Linked DNA regions of Homo sapiens: all the other regions are linked to region 2. The links are chromatin loops, found by intact Hi-C in ENCODE. Cell type or tissue: heart right ventricle. All regions are shown on one strand. Region 1 has its middle 63 kb from the start of MACORIS. Region 2 has its middle 1.8 kb from the start of MACORIS. Region 3 overlaps ARHGAP12 (Rho GTPase activating protein 12).

Region 1 (2,500 bases), 61 kb before region 2:
ATGGAGTGGAGGGGCTCAGGACCTGCAGGCTGAGCAGCACCAGGGAGAATACAAAGTCTGGGGTCTTGCTCTGTCGCCCAGGCTGGAGTGCAGTGGTGGAATCATAGCTCACTGCAGCCTCAAACTCCTGGCCTCAAGCAGTCCTCTTGCCTCAGTCCTCCCGAGTAGCTGGGACTACAGGTGCATGCCACCATGCCTGGCTAATGGCCTCCGGCCAATGGCTTCACGTTGCCCAGATGCTAGATGAGTCTATTTCTATTTAGCATGTGATTCTCCCCGCCTGACATGAGAACCCAAACCCCACCCTCTGGTATGTGAGGAGGACAGGACACAAAGTCTTGTGAGGTTCTCTTGGAGGTCATTGCTTAAGCCCAGGCTGTCAGAAAGTCTGCTCTGGGACAAAGTTGGAGGCTGGGAAATGTGCCTTCTGGCTTGGACTTTCTTATCCCCTCCCTGGCTTCTGGTGCCCAGCCAGTTTCCAGACAGCCTACAGCCCACCTGGACTGCTCTCAGGGAGCTGAGGCCTGACTCAGCCTCTTGTTCATTGCTCCCCTATCTGGACACAGTCATCTCTGCTGGCGCATTCACGCCGAGGGCCAGATGTGTTCTCTCGCTCTTCCGGGATGAAGTGTGTACCCTGACTTAGTCCATTTCATGTTGTTATAAAGGAATCCCAGAGACTGTGTAAGTTATGAAGGAAAAAGGCATAATTGGCTCACAGTGTAGATATCTGGAAAAGTTCAAGACTGGGCATCTGACGAGGGCCTCAGGCTGCTCCACTCACGGCAGAAAGTGAAGGGGAGCTGTTGCATGCAGAGATTGCATAGTGGGAGAAACCAGGGAGGCCAGGCTCTTTTAACAATCCACTCCCCAGGAACTACGGTGAGAACTCACTCACCCCCAAGGGGAGTGCACTCATCTATTTGAGGATCCACCCCGATGGCCCCAACACTTTCCACCAGTCCCCACCTCCACCATTGGGGATTGCATTTCAACATGAAGTTTGGAGGGGACAAACATTACAACCTTAGCAACCCCACACCCACTTAACCCAAAGGGGTGCTAAATTAGCACAGGTGATGACAGGCATGAAGTATTGTTAGATAAACATTTTGATTTGCCTCCTGTCATTTATATGAATAAATGTCACGTGCATGTACATGTGTGCGCACCCTACACTTTTTAGATAAAATAGCATTTCCTATATATCCTGGTTTCGAACCTGACTTTTTCCGTTTAATATATTGTAAATGTTTTCCCATGTGCTTATAGTCTTCCATAACACAATTTTAAATGACTCTAAAGGATTGCCTTGTGACCCTCAAAGTGAGGCACATGCCAGACAATCCACTGGGTGAGGGAAGGAAATATTACAACTTCCTTTCATCTTTATTTTTATCTAAAAACAAGGCAGAAATGAAGCTTTATTACTTTCTAATACCCGGCCTCCGTTCTGGTCGGCCTGCACATGTGGTGCCTGTGTGGTCCTGCAGGGGGCAGAGGGTTGACAGTGGCACCTGCACATTTCTGTTTGTTCTGCATATTGCAATTTACTGCAGCTTCTAAGTGTTTGGTTAAAGAGATTATATTAACTAATAACCTTCACAAAATAGACAGGTGGCTTAATTTCTAGCTAAGAAAATGCAGACTGTAGGCTGCAAAACGTGAGAGGTTGGGAGTGGGGTGAGGGTTGAAAAATTACCTATTGGGTACAATGTTCACTATTCAGGTGATGGGTTCACTAAAAGCCCAGACTCCACCACTACGCAATATATGCATGGAAGAAATCTACATTTTCATTTTGGGAGGTTGAGGCAGGTGGATCACTTGAGGTCAGGAGTTCCCGACTAGCCTGGTCAACATAGTGAAACCCTGTCTATACTAAAAATACAAAAATCAGCCAGGTGTGGTGGCACACACCTGTAATACCAGCTACTCGGGAGTCTGAGGCAGGAGAATCACTTAACCTGGGAGGAAGAGGTTTCAGTGAGCTGAGATTGCGCCACTGCACTCCAACCTGAGTGACAGAGTGAGACTCTGTCTCGAAAAAAAGAAAAAGAAATCTGCACTTGTATTGCCTAAATATATAAAAATAAAAAACTGCAGAGCACGAAAAGAGAACGAGAAAATGGCTGAGTGGATTCTTTTTCAGATTCCATTGTGAACTCATCATCATTCTTGTTAGATGAGAAAACAACAGTATAATCAGATTTGAAAAGGAGTCAGCCAGAAATATATTAACATTTGAGAAGATTATGTGAATCATAGGTATACAGTCATTTCATTCATGATGGCCTTACCCTAAGTGCATATTGTACCTTGAGGTATAAGCTAATGAGAGTATCGCCATAGGCAAGACAGTTAAACAATTAACAATGAAAATATAAAGACAAATCTCAACATCCTTTCACTGATGTTGAAAGTCATGCAATCTTTCAGCCCCTAAACATTTTTACTAAACTATTGATAATAAATGTTTAGAAGCTTAAAGGTCACATCA
Region 2 (2,500 bases):
CATGAACAAAGTAAAAGTCTTTGTCTTTTGGCAAAAGTCTAGTAAATTATGAGTCCACTAATAATAGTTTTATTCAGGGAAAAGGAAAGCGTGATAATGAGAGAACTGACTCTGACAAAAACTGATTTTAAGTTCTAATCTATTATTCAATTGAATTTATATAAGAATGCAAAATATGAGTATCTTATTTTTTATGGTTACATAAAGGATTTTTTTTCTTTTTCAAGTGATATGTTGTGGTATATATGACATCTAAAGGAGTTTTCTTGAATTCTCTATCCACAGTACCATGTTTCTGGAAGAATAATTTTATCTTTGTAGCCGCTTTGGATCATTTCAATTTGATTTCAATATAATTTTTGCTTACAGACTGGGGATAAGGATAAGACATGTTATAGAATACTATTTTGTAGACCAATTAACTGTTTCTACTCTAGAAGGGGATCATCTGTTTTAAGTGAACAAAAAAGAATTTCCATCCAATAGTTAAAAAGTTTTTTTATTCTTTGGGGTCTGAGGAGAGAAAATTTTAAATAGACTACTTTAGCTTTTTTTCACCTCTGGAAATAGAGGAAGTTGTCTTTTATAAACCTCTGGCTGGCTAGGTTAAACATGTAAGGCCTAGAAGAAGATGGTTTCTGCTATAGCCTTGCTTAGGGTGGGAAAAGGATTTTGAGCAGTGGATCTGTCACTGTCTGTAAGAAGGGATGAAGGAGAATACCATCTGCTTGGACTTTTTGACAGAAAGCCAAGGATAAGTAAATGTTGCAGATCTGAGGTCCTATCTTCTGATGGACTCACAGAAGCTAGTGGGGATAGTGGGCCTGGAATTCCAACCTCAAGGCCCAGGACTCTGCTGCATTTTGCAGCTGGAGTGGGAGTTGGCAGAACTCAATTTCTTTGCTGAGAGCAAGTAGCAGTTCAGACAAGAAAAAGGACCTGGATTTCCTCAAGTCTGTAGCAGAGTCAGCTTTTTCTGGATTAAATTGATCCCCTTTCTCCCCATTCCCTACCTCCACATGGCCTTCAGACAGGCATGGTTGCTGACCTTCCTTACCCTCCTCAACCCCTCTACCCTGTGGACCTAGGGTCACTTGGGTATTATATTATACATAAACCTAATAGACAGCCAGCACAGGAGCCTGCACCAATTTAGAGCTCACAGTCATAGCATGACCATATGTCCCAGTTTGCCTGGGACAGTCACCATCTACACCTGTCGTTCTGGCATCGTTATTAATAGCTCTCCTTTTCACTCTCATCGGTGTCCAGGTTTAGACAATAAATTATATGGTTACTCTAACTTTTCATCTGAGACAAGGCACATTCTTTGGTTTATACTGACACCTGTAGGCATACAAAATGGCTTGGGAGAAATGGAAAAGTGGAAGGCTCTCCCTTTCCTCAGTCTCTGGGATTGCCTCCAGACTCTGCTGAGAACCCCAATTATTTGGTGTGATTCTAGAAAGGGGCAATGGAGGGGGAAGATTTCTCCTTGAGGCTGCTACACACTCTGCCACCATAAATGTCCAGGGTTCTACAAACACTTAATACTCCAGAAAGGATGTTTTGACCACTCCTGTTGGTGACAGGAGTCACCATCAGTTTCAGGTCAAACTATGAGACCCCATGGCTGCGTGAGCTTTGTAGATGTTCTCTGGATGGGAGATACAGCCATGCATGGCCCGCCCTTGGGGATCAGCAGTTGTCTGCAAAATGCAGGAAAAGCATCATGTGGACGACATAGGACTACGAGCCAGGGGATTTTCACAGCTGGAGAGGCTTACAAGGAGGCTCGAGCTGGTCAGTTTCAAGGTTTCTGGGCCTGCGTGTTGGAAATTAGGTCACCCTTAGTCTGCCTTGACAAAGAAGACACAGGACATTGGAGGGTGATGTGAGATGCAGTACACGAGGGTCTTACCCTCTCATCTCCCCCGGGTTCCATCACGACACCTGGACTCCAATCTGAACATCAGAAACAATACAAAGCACTTTTAAAAAATTAAATTCAGAGGTCGGGACAGCTTGGGCAGGACTAATTTGTGTGCTTGGCTGTCACAGTGATGGATTTGAGACAGATTAACCCTTGGGCTCCTGGGCCCAGCAGCCTGGGATTGGGTGGGGGGGTGCATTTTCCCTGCATGAAATTACCTTTGTGTAGGGCCCTCTGTCCCAGCAGATGCTGCTCCCTTCTGTTCCCTCACACCCCTGGGCCAACTGTTGTAAACCCCAGAAGAGTGAAAAGAAGCAATTGCCAAGATAAGAAAGCAGGCTTGCAACTGTGTTTGTCCTACTCCGAGTCATTCGGGGTAGGAAAGGGAAACACAGGATGTCTGACTTCCAGGTATTCTTGTAGGTTTTTACGGGGGCTTTTGTTTTTGTCTTTTCTTATTCTTATATTTTTTTAAGACAGCCCTGTGTGGTGAAGTCTCTAGTAAGATAGAAACCTAGGGCTTCACCAGTTCCCTCTGAAAAGGGTTTGAACTGGATTCTCTCAGAC
Region 3 (2,500 bases), 99 kb before region 2:
ATAGTACATTCAATAATGTGCTTTAGTAAATTTGTACATTATTATCATTTAATGAATACCTGAAATTTCGGGGCTTAATTGTATGAATTTCAGATGATTCTGTTTCACATATAAAAGAAAATAATAAATTATAGCAAATTATGTATTGTTTTTATAGAACCATTAATTTAGTGGTTATATTAAGTTTACTTATTACAAACACTTAATATGACAGATGCCTTCAATAAAGTTTTTACAATATGTGCATTTACATTATAAAATGGTATGCAAAATATGCATGGGCTGATTTTACCTGCTGACTTCCTTTAATTTTGAATTATCCCCAGATGTTTTCAGAAATTTGAAATTGTTAGTGTTTTAAGATTAATGAAACCATTTCCTTGAGCTGATTCACAGTCTATATGATGAGCAGAGTAGAATTACTGCTGTTTATTAAACAGAATTCAGAGCGAATCTCCATCTCTCTCCCCTGCCAAGCATCTACCAGAAGCCATTTAGAGAAAAAGAATATTTGCCCATTTGATTTTAGGCTAATGCAAATGAGTGGGAATTCTGACACATGCAAACGTGTTCAGAAGAGGCAAAGAAGTACTTTAAACACACACACACACAAATTATTATTGTCTCTTAGGTTTGGATATTGATGGGATATACAGAGTAAGTGGCAACCTCGCAGTGATCCAGAAACTAAGGTTTGCAGTCAATCATGGTAAGATTATATTTACTGTTGTTATTCAGATGCATCACTCATAACTTTTTGAACTGGCTTAAAGTAATTTTTTAAAATGTCCAATTCCTGCTGTTTTTCAGATGAGAAATTGGACTTGAATGACAGTAAATGGGAAGATATTCATGTCATTACTGGAGCCCTCAAAATGTTTTTTCGAGAATTACCAGAACCTCTTTTTACATTTAATCATTTTAATGATTTTGTTAATGCAATTAGTAAGTATGTAATTCTACTCAGTTTTTTCTAGATATTGAAAATTCTTTGCACAGATTAAGCCACCCAATTTTTTTTATCTTACTTTAAGCAAGTATTTTCAACAGATTGTTTTACTCCAAACATTTTAAATGTGACCACCAGATGTCACTGTGTATTACCAAATATCAGCTTCCAAACTGTGACATTGCTTTCAGTTTCATAAGAATTTGCTGTAAAATATCTGGTTATTATCTTTTTTCAGAGCAAGAACCAAGACAGCGAGTCGCTGCTGTTAAGGACCTAATCAGACAGTTGCCAAAGCCAAACCAAGACACAATGCAGATTCTTTTCCGACATCTCAGAAGGTAGGAGGACTGCCCAGTCATGGGATGTGGTATAGCACAAGGGGAAGCGGGAAGGCCTGTGGGGCCAGGGTCACTCAGACTCAGATTTGGATCCCAGCTATGCTACTTGCTGTCTTTGTAACTTGAAAAAGTTACTCAACTCCTTTTAGTATCAGTCTGTCATGGGTAAATGATTTGCTATGAAGAATACAGTAAAGTAGGTATTATATGTGAAGTATTTATGTAATGCTTAGCACATAGTAGGTGTTCAGAAATTGTTGCTAAGGTTAATATGAAGATGAGATTGGATATTAATTGAGGTGTATTAAGTTACCGTCATGGTTCTAGGTTACTACATAGCCACTTTAATAACCAAGTTCTTTCATCTGATAGAAAGTACACTAGAATACTAAAACAAAAAATCCCAGCTAGAGAGAGTTTTTTTTTTTTAAAGAAATTACATAAAATGAGTAAAATGGAAAGTTTAATCTCCACACCCTAATGAGATTTTTTTCCCATCAACTTAATGGAGCAGTCACTGTTACCTGAATTGTAACTCATACTTAAATGTTCTATTTTAAAAACTAAGCTAAAATATCACACATTTTAAGTTTGTTAGAGTATGCTTAATTGTATCTTTCAGCTGTGTTTATCAAAAAGAAAGCTTCACATGGCATTTAGACAGAATTCTACTTGGTTAAATAGTTTATGCATCACCTTAGGAAAATAAGTATTACTTCTCTTTTTAAAATGCAAACTGTTAGGTTTATAATACCATTTGAAGAATTTTCCCTCTCTCTTATTTTCTCTTTTAACAACTTCTTTTTTTCCCTTCAGAGTTATAGAAAATGGAGAGAAAAATCGAATGACCTATCAGAGTATAGCAATTGTTTTTGGTCCCACTCTATTAAAACCAGAAAAAGAGACTGGTAATATAGCAGTTCATACTGTGTACCAGAATCAGATTGTAGAATTAATTCTTCTGGAACTGAGTTCCATCTTCGGACGTTGATTCTTACTGAAGACAACCTGTGGAATAGAAGCTGGATTCCATCAGATTTCAAATGTTTATACACAATGTATTTTATTTTTTGGACCAAGCAGTGACTCTTTGATTTTGCACTTTTTTTTTGAGGGATCAGAAGGGAAGGGGAGAGTCGAGATGTGTGTTAGGCCCTCATATTTGCTGCTTTGTTGCAAGTTGATATAACTGCGTGTAATTATGAATTCA

The links. Hi-C counts contacts between places; a loop is a spot of excess contacts. Peaks named below come from ENCODE experiments on the same cell type or tissue, not always from the same donor. Only the 100,000 strongest peaks of a DNase experiment are listed, where the experiment ranks them.
Region 1: it touches region 2 in a loop (6-fold over the local background); 52 of 110 quality-filtered maps call a loop at or near these places.
Region 3: a loop joins it to region 2, with 6 times the contacts of the local background. A loop is called at or near these places in 28 of 110 quality-filtered maps.

Annotation. Positions count from the first base shown.
Region 1 is chr10:31,769,488-31,771,987 of GRCh38, reverse strand. No RefSeq gene overlaps it. Among named protein-coding and RNA genes, the nearest start is that of MACORIS, 63 kb to the right of the region's middle. In heart right ventricle, CTCF peaks have their summits at 1,287 and 1,487 (motif pointing right); DNase peaks (open chromatin) are centred at 464 and 1,477; H3K27ac peaks cover 1,256 bases.
Region 2 is chr10:31,707,989-31,710,488 of GRCh38, reverse strand. No RefSeq gene overlaps it. Among named protein-coding and RNA genes, the nearest start is that of MACORIS, 1.8 kb to the right of the region's middle. In heart right ventricle, a CTCF peak has its summit at 1,349; DNase peaks (open chromatin) are centred at 1,768 and 2,108; H3K4me3 peaks cover 483 bases; H3K27ac peaks cover 2,316 bases.
Region 3 is chr10:31,807,439-31,809,938 of GRCh38, reverse strand. ARHGAP12 (Rho GTPase activating protein 12) reads left to right here. Exons shown (of 20, transcript NM_018287.7): 17 at 632-709; 18 at 811-945; 19 at 1,188-1,290; 20 at 2,107-2,500. The coding sequence ends at 2,281. Among named protein-coding and RNA genes, the nearest start is that of MACORIS, 100 kb to the right of the region's middle. In heart right ventricle, a CTCF peak has its summit at 1,091 (motif pointing right); a DNase peak (open chromatin) is centred at 1,304; H3K4me3 peaks cover 1,474 bases; H3K27ac peaks cover 2,041 bases.